2 separate regions of the Homo sapiens genome follow, and region 2 is linked to region 1. The links are chromatin loops, found by intact Hi-C in ENCODE. Cell type or tissue: OCI-LY7. All regions are shown on one strand.

What was found. Hi-C counts contacts between places; a loop is a spot of excess contacts. Peaks named below come from ENCODE experiments on the same cell type or tissue, not always from the same donor. Only the 100,000 strongest peaks of a DNase experiment are listed, where the experiment ranks them.
Region 2: a loop joins it to region 1, with 8 times the contacts of the local background. A loop is called at or near these places in 1 of 110 quality-filtered maps.

The regions. Positions count from the first base shown.
Region 1 is chr7:70,454,967-70,459,966 of GRCh38, forward strand. All of the region lies in intron 5 of AUTS2 (activator of transcription and developmental regulator AUTS2), which reads left to right. Among named protein-coding and RNA genes, the nearest start is that of GALNT17, 670 kb to the right of the region's middle. In OCI-LY7, no CTCF peak of the experiment used is centred here; DNase peaks (open chromatin) are centred at 1,125, 1,965, 2,775 and 3,365; H3K4me3 peaks cover 2,449 bases; H3K27ac peaks cover 4,431 bases.
Region 2 is chr7:70,691,958-70,696,957 of GRCh38, forward strand. All of the region lies in intron 5 of AUTS2 (activator of transcription and developmental regulator AUTS2), which reads left to right. LOC107986709 (a long non-coding RNA gene) reads right to left here and starts at 4,699. Exons shown (of 2, transcript XR_001744947.2): 1 at 4,572-4,699; 2 at 3,878-4,325. RefSeq lists silencers at 1,729-1,778, 1,869-2,228, 2,239-2,578, 2,679-2,858, 3,189-3,318 and 1 more. In OCI-LY7, no CTCF peak of the experiment used is centred here; DNase peaks (open chromatin) are centred at 2,034, 2,734, 3,414 and 3,964; H3K4me3 peaks cover 3,530 bases.

The DNA.
Region 1 (5,000 bases):
CTTCATAGCCTAAAGCCAGGTGGAGGGAGTCCAGTACCCTTGTTGATTCTTTGCTTCCCTTTCCCTTGTCAGCCACACCCACCACACAGACTTCCACATACCCATGTGTTGTTGTTGTTTGTTTGTTTATGTTCGTTTGCCAGTTCTGACTTAGGAGCAAGCCTTTGGTGCTGAAGTTGGTACTGTTCTCACTCCTGAATGTAATGCCCATAATGGATGGAGAATGTCAGGGGAATTGTGGGTAATAGTAAGATTACTGTCATATTCCCAAACCCTGGGGTGGGTGGGAAGAAGCCCCTAACCATGCAGCTTTATTTCCACTGTGCTTGTGGTGGGGCCTGGACCACCTTATTCCTGGTGGCCTTCATCTTGGGTGCTACAGGTGGCAATGGCAAGGACTGAAGTGGGGAGAGTGAAGATGCCCGCAGCATCTGTGCCTGGCCCTGGCTCATTCGTCTGATTGGATTGTTAGCAAGCCAAATATGACCTGGCCTGCAGGGTACAAGAAGACATGGAATACCTGGTAGGCAGCTAGATAGGAACGCGGGACTTCCCAGCAGCTGAGCGTGGAGAGGTGGTTCCCTACCTGGCTACACATCACAGTCACTCAGAGTGCTGTGCTCAGAGAGGCACTTTGGCAATACCCTGGACATTCCGATTCAGAAGTTTCTTAGGCAGGTGTGGTGGCTCATGCCTGTAGTTTCAGCTACTTCAAGAGGCCAAGGTGGGAGGATCACTTGAGGCCAGGAGTTCAAGGCTGCAGTGAGCTGTGATCATGCCACTGCACTTCAGCCTGGGTGACAGAGTGAGACTCTGTCGCTACAATTAAAAAAAAGAAGTTTCCAGGTGAGGTACAGGAATCTATATTTCTAAAAGCAACCCTGGGACTACTGATGCATAGCCTGCCTGGCAAATACACAGTTTTTAGGAGAAAACCATGAGCTTTGGGGTCAGGGAAACCTGTTTTTGGTAACAGCTGTGCTACTTACTAGCCATGTGAGCTTTGTCAGTCACCTACCGGCCTCTAAACTTCAGTATCCTCAGCTTTAAAGCTAGTGTGGTACTAATACCTGCCTCACAGGATTGCTGTGAGGATGTAATAAGATGTTTATGCACAGGTTATATGTATGCACATCATGGTGCTTTAAAAACCCTCAACTTCCCCCTAACCCAGCACGGAAGTTCAAGGGCAGACTGGCCCACTGGCTTTGGCTCTGGTGCCCCCAGCCACTTCCCACCAACTCCATCCATGTAAGATTTACATAGCCATGGCCAAATTGTTACTGCAATTAACAATCACACCTAAAAGCTTTTACTTTTACTTTTACTTTACTTAAAGGGAACTCTTAAAGAGTGTTTACTTCATATCATTAGCAAATCATTGTTAATTCTTGTGATACTCACCGTAATAACATCTATCCAAATGAACATGTTTGCTCTTAATGCGAGTGTCATGTGCAATTTGGGAGAAATTCTGTTGTCATTTAGCATTAATTAATGCCCACTTACTGTAAAGTGTTCAGAGACACCAATATCAGCGAGATTTCCAGACCACATAGACAGGACAGAAGAGCTGGGAAGGGGCCAGAAGCCACTAGCAGGGCTGCACTGTGACTGAAGGCAGTGGCCCTGGGCACACTTCTCTGCTGAGGGCAGGCAGGCCAGCCTTCTGGCTGGAGGATCTAGGTGTCCACCCATAGGTGTTCAGAGCACACAACTGGGCCATCCCAGCCTGGCTCCACTCACTGTGGCTGGAAGGGGTTCTGCCTCTCCATCCCCAGCCCTTCAATCCCACACAACCACCTCTGATGACCTCTCCTCCCAGCTGCAGCCACCTTGGATGTTGATTTTTAACCTGATTTCACCTGGCTGCACATGTCAGCTGGTGGGCCCTGGAGTGTGAAGTGTGACTTGCTTGGGCCCCTGCAGCCTTGCCTCCCTGCAGCGACTTCCTGCAGTTTGACTTTGGGGCAGCGGCTGCCGGAGAAGCCTGAAAGTTGAGCTCAGGAAGTCATCTTCATCTCCACCCCCAAGCAGGTGCTTGATCAGGACTGTTTATTAATGTGTTCTATTTTCTCAAATGCGTCCTCCAAAACAGAGTGTGTGTGAGATACTACTCCTGTGCCTGGGACAGTCAGTGTGACAGTGAACAGTGCTGCTCTAGGTGTGGGGACACAGCCTTACGTTCCCTTTCTTCCAGGCAGCTCAGTGTAGTGGAAACTACAATAACTGACCGGGGCTGTGCCCACCAGCTGTGTGAGGGGGCCTCAGTTTTCCCACCTGTAAACGGGGCTCACTTTACCCACCCCGTGGAATGGTTTAATTAGGTGTGATGAAGTCCTGCATGCCACAGGTGGTGCTTAGTAGCCATCGCCTTATTAAAAATGCCAGTGATCACCGAGGATCATGATTTCCCTCCCCTTGTGTCCACACCTCAGACACGTCCTCTCTCCTTCTGGAGGGGTAGGAACAGAGGAACAGTGCCTCTCACCTGAGGAGGGAACTTCTCTGAATCCACCAGGAAACCCAGTCACAAATCACACAGAAGCAGTGTTCATTTTTTCTGTCCACAACCAATATGACTAAAGTACGGTGGAAAGACAAGTATTTTTTGTCCTGGTGAGGAAAGGTGCCTTGATATGTACTTTTTTTCTGCCTTGTGGATGGACTGCATTGGACAGAGGTGGGGGTGGTGGAGGGAGTGGAATTTACCATGGTGGTACAAATGAGTCAGTCTGCTCAATAGGGATGTGTCCCATACAGAGCCGCAGATGCCTGGTTTAAAAGACTCAGGCTGCAGTTAACTATGCTAAACTCAAATTTTACTGAGTGGAATTTAGTCTTTCTCTGATGATTAAAAGGCCCTTCAGAATCTTCTGAGCCGTTTTGTTGAACAGTGCTTTTTTGTTACTTCCTGGGTGTAGGAAATGGTGGGGAACAGAGGGTTTTGCTGGAACACCCACTGGACTTGTGTGTCCTCCTCTCGGTTTCTAAGGGCCCCTCAGGCCACACGCCTCCCATTTCCAAGAGAGTGAGAGGGGCCTAGAAAAGGCTGAACACAAAGCCCCACAACCGCCAAATTCCCTTTCAAGGGTGTTACTTAGTAAACATGAGCCCTTGAGCCCACATTCTTCCAGACTGTGTCTGCCTCAGGCCACCCCTCCTTCTAGAAGGAGCAGTGGGGGCCCTGGCAGGAGGCTGCCGGCTCAGCCTGGAGTGGCCCACAGCAATGCTCCAATTCACAGTGAAATGATTTCCTCTGCCTCGTATAATTTAACCTGCCCACATTGCTAAACTTCTATATTACACATTTCTGTCAGGATGTCAGAAGAAATGATAAGCCTCCTTGAAACAGCAACCTCTATTACATGCTAAGAGCATTGCGCCTGGCTCCCCCCAGCTCTGGTCCTTCTGGTATGTTTCTGAGATTTTTAGCATGGTCTCTCAAGTATAAAGAATACCCTACTTCATGACCCCAGCCTCTTGTTAGCTGATAGATGAAATCTTTTCTAAAGCTGACTCTCTTGTCTATTATGTTTTCAAAATTCAAGGTTTTAGATTCTTGGATGGCTGCCAAGTGGCCGGGCTTTCTTAGTAGGTGAATTGCTCCTCTCTTTTTTTGATCCTTAAACAGGAAGTAGTTGTTTTTTAGGGTGGAGGGAAGCGGGAGGCATGTTCCACCTCCCTTCTCCCTTTGTTGATGTTTCCAGGCAATTGGTGGGGAATTTTTTCAGGAATTTCTCCTCGGGGACCATACTTTAGGAATAAACCCAAACACGGAAAAGCCATTTCCTTGTCTGGTGGGAGCTTGTGTTTTCTCGCTAGATTGTGTCACCCAGAATTTGTTGTGGAGCTTCTTGACAATTGTGCTGTGCACGTGACTGCAGCATGGACCACTGAGGGGGAATAGCACCAAGCTGCTCCATCCACACGGGAGACACTTGCGAGATCTCAGGGCCATGGACAGTGCAGCTGCCTGTCGCTCCCTGCAACTTACTCCCGACCCGGGCCTCCTCAGAGACAGCCACAATGCAGACAGTCCACACATAGGATGGCTCAGGACTCTCTTCATTATTAGCTGTGGTTGTGTGGTTTCCCCGGGAGAGAGAACTAAGACTGAGTTTCATTTAAACCTAAAAGTGAGGAAGAACAGATGCCATATTCCTACCCTTAGTTGTTAATTTGGATTACAAACACCCATGCTTTTCTTCAGGTCATTAGTCATGTGGCTTTTTTCTTCTTTGTCTCACTAGATTCTGTGGGAACAGATTTCTTTCTGCATAGCATTTAGTGGTGGGAAAATGATGTTTGCTGACCATCCTTGAAATTGAGGCACAATGTAGTTCTTGATTAGGAAGACTCTGGAATAAGCGCCCAGGAGAAATGGAAGGTGTTTGGTTTCCAAAAGTGGTACCTTCAACTCTTTTTGTAAGCTGAGTGTGTTTCTCTCCAAAGTTCCTAGCCCATTAGTGAACTGTCATACACTTCAAGGCCAGCTCACCACTCCGATAGCTAAGCTGTCATACATAGTCCAGGGTCCGTGTGAGCCCCAGCTCTTTTAAAACTCCTGGCTGGCTGTGTCCAGAGAAGACATTCTTATCAGTTTTCTCAGTTACTTTTGGGAAACCATCTCAGAGTGTAACCTAAGTCTAAACTCAGACAAGGCACTGTGTGTTTTACAAAATACACATCCCACTCACCTGGGCTTAATTACCTGTAAAACTGAAGTAATGAAAGCAGTGCCTCAGGCTTCTTTGCAGCTCAAAGGGGATGGGCCAGGGATTGGAATGTAGACCTGGGAGCTTCCTTTGGGTGCCTCCTGGATGAACTGCACTGTAGGTTCAGTGAGACTCCTTCCGGGATAAGCCAAGGACAACAGAGCCAGACTGTGGGGCAGAGGGTCTCATGGTCCTCATGGCAAAGCCAGCCCCAGCCCTCAGTGTGCCCTCATGACTATGAGTCCAGTCTTTACAACAGGAACATAACAATTCTACAGAAGG
Region 2 (5,000 bases), 240 kb after region 1:
GCAACCTCCACCTCCCAGGTTCAAGCGATTCTCCTGCCTCAGCCTCCCAAGTAGCTGGGGTTACAGGTGTGCACCTCTACACATTTTATTAGTAGAGACGGGGTTTCGCCATGTTAGCCAGGCTGGTCTCAAACTCCTGACCTCAAGTGATCCACCTGCCTCGGCCTCCCAAAGTGCTGGGATTACAGACGTGAGCAACTGCGCCCAGACTGATGACAATCTAATGCAAGGCATGATAAATGTCAGAAGTGCCACCTAATGAAAGCACCCTGGAGGGCCAAGTGGTTTCAGCTGGTCAGCTAAGCTGCCATGCCATCGTGCTCTCAGTTTACCCTGTAGGGGATGGTGCAGGAGCTCAGGCAGTTTCTTCCCTGTAACACCGATTTTGCTAGAACAACAAGATAAGAAAACTGTTCCATTTTGATTGTTCCAAAAGAAACAACCTTTTAATGTCTTCTCTAGAACATTTCATGTCCACCTTTGAGCTATCCTGGTATTGTCTAAACAGCTTCAGAATGAATGCCGCCTCCCTGGAGGACCACAGCTGGGTATTGTGACATCTTGTAAGCAACTGGAAAATCCATCTCCAAACCTATACCTTCTGAGATGCCTTTTCTTTTGACTTCTCAGGAGGCAGTGGTAGAGAAAAATCACTGTTACCTATATTTTTAAAAAGACTTGTATAACACCACATTGTGCTACCAGTTTGGGGGAGGGGGTGATGAAGCTAGAGAGAGAAGGCTTCTTATTTCCAAACTTAGAGGCTAGAGGAGGGGGAAGTATGCCATACAGCAAGCACCCCCACCTTTTTTTTTTTTTTTTAACTTGAGAGGTTTTTCAAGAGTGCCATGAAATCAAATAGTGATAGACATGCAACTTCAAAGAGGCAAGGAGTGGCCATCATTACTTTAAACCAGTCTGCATGTCATTCATATGTGGTGTGCATCTCTCCCAACCCCTGTTCTCTTCCTCTCTTCCTCCAGCCACACTCCAGGTAACGGTGGCACTGGGAGGGGACTTAGAACTGAAGTTTTCCTCTCACCCCACCTTGGTGTGCCCACTGTACTCCACAACCCTACCGGTTGCAACCTAGGGCTTGCTTGCTCTTTTTCTTGTACTAGGAAAATTGCAGCAGCTTTTCCTCTGCACCAAGGAGGGACCTTGTCAAGCTGCAGGTGTGGAATTAAAACTCCAGATGTTTTCAGAGGGTTTCCTCGCCCGGGGTGCGTTCTGGTGGGAGTGGGTTGCTCAGGGGAATCTGCTGAGTGCCTCATTTCTGGCCATTCAGTCCCCCACACCCTCTGGGGGCACTGCACTGTGCTCTAGGGGATACAGACACGATACATGTTAGGATGATAGACGTAACTGCTGCCCATGTAGCGAGGCTTTGCCATTGCTTTCATTCTTTCCCTACATTCGGTGAATGCCAGGGGAAGCAACAGGCTCCACTTTTGTGGATGCAGGGTGTGCACGTGTCAGAGGGTGTGAGGAGCTGGGAGGAGAGGATTTCTAAGTGGCCAGTTCATGCTCTTAAGTTATTCATCAAACCGAGCACACTGCGGTCAGTCGGCTGTGGTGGGGAAGGAGGTTAGGTGAAGACCTTTGTGTCTGAGACCCAGACCGTGATCCCCGTCTCCATTTTCCACAATGCAATGATTATTTTGTATTGAGCGCCTACTATGTGCCAGGCCTTTTACATACATGACTTTACCACTGAGCCCTCACAACCGCCCAGAGAGCCTGCTCTTTGCAGATGTGACTGGCTTGGTGGCAATTCAACCCCAGGCTGCGGGCCTAGTGGCCTTTCCCTGCCATGGCGCAATCTTGGAAGCGGCAACTGCGGGGAGGGCGAGGAGCGGTGCAGTTTCCGCCGCGCCCGCCCGCAAGGAAGGCAGCCGGGGGGAGCCGAGGGCTCGAGCCGCGGGGGGAGCAACAGCTGTCGATGTCGCGCCTGGGGACCGCGCCTCCGCTGGGCCGACCCGGCGCCGGGGACGAGAGGAGGGGCGGCGAGGGGCGGGGCGCGCGGGGCGGGACGGAGGAGGGGCGGTGGCACCGGCGGCTCGGGCTCGGCGCGCCGAGGAAGTCCCGCTCCGAGAGCTGCGAGCGTCTGGAGGAGGCGCGCTCGGCGCAGTCGGGGAGCGAAGTCCGGAGCAAGGGGCCCCCGCGTAGCCGCCGCCCCCTCCTGCTACCGTCCAGCCAGGGAGCCCGCGGCGGCCGCCGATGGAGTTCACTTGAGCTGTGAACCGGCGGGAGAGGCAGGCGCCCGCAAGCCGAGCGCGGGCCGGAGCCCAGCCAGCCCCGGGCGCTCACCCGCCAGCCCGCAAGCTCCGGCCAGAGGCGCCGCCGCCCCGCGCCCCGCCGTTGCAGCGCCTCCTGGGCCGCGCGCCGGCGAGATCCGCACAAAATCCAGACTCCCGGAGCGGCTCCCTCCAGCACCGCGGCGGGCCCAGGACCAGGCAGCCCGCGGCGCGGCTGGAGAGGCGGGACCGGCTGTCGGGGAGCCCCGGGCGGCCGCCGGGGAGAAGCCGCCGCGCGCCCTCCTCCTCCTCCTCCCTCTCCCTCCTCCCTCCCTCCGCACATGGTCTCCTTTGTCCTGTCGCCGCCGCCGCCGCCTCGCTCTTAGCTCCGCGCGCCGCGGCGGCGGCTCAGGCCGCTCTTCTCCGCCTCGCCCTCCCGCCGGCCGGCCCGGGACGCGCCTTGTTAGCCCCCGCCGCGCCAGCGCGGCCCCGCGCGCCGCAGGAGCGGCGGGGAGACAGTGGCGAGCGCGGGCCGGGCGATCTCGGCGGGCGCGCTCCTCCCGCCGCCCGGGGCCTCGGCCGCGCTGGATGTGTGCGCGCGGCGCCGGCTCTCGGTCGCCCCGAAGCTGTTGCCCGGTTCGGATCTGGTTCGGCGCCTCCGCTCTCGGACTTTGGCGAGGAAGGAGCCCAGAGACTCTTGTGGACAGAGCCGGGTCGAGAGTTGGGCGTTTTCTCTTCGTGTGTTTTGGTGGTTTCCCCCCTGGTCTTTGACGATCGCCCTTCGGGAGCCCTGCTAAAGAACCAAACCATGAACTTGGGGCTGACCGGACCGTTTAACCCTTTGCAACCAGGTAATGAAGCCCCCGGGGCGCGGCTCGCTTGCCTACCTCTCGCGGTCGGAAGGGAGGCGGCCGGATCGGGGGTCTTTTGTTGCGGCGGCCGGGCCGGCGGGCAGGGGTGGCAGGGGCGGGCTTCTCCCGTCTGGCGCGCCCAAGCGCCCCTTCGCTACCCCTCCTCCCTTCTTTCCTCCCCCCTCTGCGGCCCTGTCGCCCGCCTTTGTACTTTCCTCCCTCGGCCGGCCGGGCTCGGCCGGAGCTGCGCGGTCGTGCCCGGGAGGGCCTGGCGTTCGCCGCCAAGCTCCGATGTGAGGAGGGGGCCGGGGCCTGCGTCCGCTTGAGCTGGGGGCCCTAGCGTGGCGCTGCCCGCTCCTGGGGTCGCGCTTCCCCAGCGCGGAGGTCGGGATCCCGGCCCGCACCCGGTGCCAAGGGAGGCGAAAGGAGATCTGGGCTCGGGTTCGGCAGCGGGAGAAAGAACTCGCGCTTAAGTTTCCAGGAGGTTTCTGTTTTGTTGTTCGAAAGCCCCCCTTCTCGCCTGTGCGGGTGCGGAGGGCGGCCCCCGGGGTCTGCGTCCGAAGGGAGTGAGGGTGGGCCTGAAGCAGGAATCGCTGGGTCCCACCCCGTCTGCACGCACGGCTTTTTATAAGTTTTCCTTATTCTCCGCGTTCCCGCCTCCAATCTGTTTCACTTACTTAACTTTCCTTTAAACGCCAACTACGGCTTCTAGCAATATTTTTTTTACATCCAAAAAAACAAAAAAACATATTCCCCCTTCCCTTAAATAAAAAGCAGCCAAAAGAGAGCTTTGGTTTTCTGTCAGTTTTAGATTCAACCACTTCATGCCCCTACCCTCCAAAACCGAGCGAGGGGATGAAAGGAAGTGAGTAAAATCTTCAAGTCTGTAGCGGGTAGAGGTGCCCCCGTGTTCGAGAGAAGGAAGAGCTCAATTCGTCGGCTCATTCTGGGCTCGCCGCTTTTCCATTTGAATAATAATTTTTTTTAAAAAGCCAGGAAAATGGTCCAGGTAATAGAAGGAAATGCAGACTATTTTCTGAAAGCAACGAAAATGATAAACATCCCCAAGATTCAGACCCAAGGAACAAATCATTTGTACAAATGCCCTAAAACCCTAAGTAGAAGGAAAGTTCGTTGAGGAAAAGCAAAGGGTACTCGTGTCGTTTCCCCTGAAGATTTTGGCAAAGAATCTCTCTTCTGACTTGTTAGGACAGTGGCCGGCCACAGTTGTAACCACCTGGATAGGAGAGAGAAGGGATCCAGAATGTTTTCACGGTCAGCCAGAGCCCCATTGCAGTCGTCATCTTTTGGGTGTTTTTCTGGGGAGGCCTTTCTGAGACACCCCCTTTCCCAGTTGCAAGAGGCATGGTGTCCAGCCCTGTGACTTGTATCAGCCAAGTAAGGGCTTAGAAAGCTTTTAGTCGAAGATACACTCCTAAGCCTCTCTGAATATCCGGTCAGACTTACTTCCTTAATAACTTACTGATCGGCATCATAATAATGGCATCCTCAAGTTTGGTTCAGACATGAGGATCACGTAAGTGTCTGTCTGAGAATCCCATGTGGAGCTGACAAAGGTGGCAGAAGCAAAAGGCCTGTTCACCCACAGCTTCTGTCCTTTTCACTCGAACACACACACACACACACACACTAAGTGCAAATAAAAACTTGGTCAGGAACCATTTACTTTCCCTGTTTATGCTTTTTGCATTCAGAGACAGTAATTTGTTTTTACATTTCTTGGGGCCAATTAGAGTCACTTTAATAGGTAATCCCAGAATTTTCAAAGGTTATGTCAGTTTGGTAAAACACTTTAATAAACAGGCTTTTTTTTCCCCTTCTATCAGTTCATTAATTTTGTAAGCCATGAATTTAACATGAATTTACATTCAAAAAGAATTCCAACCCGTTC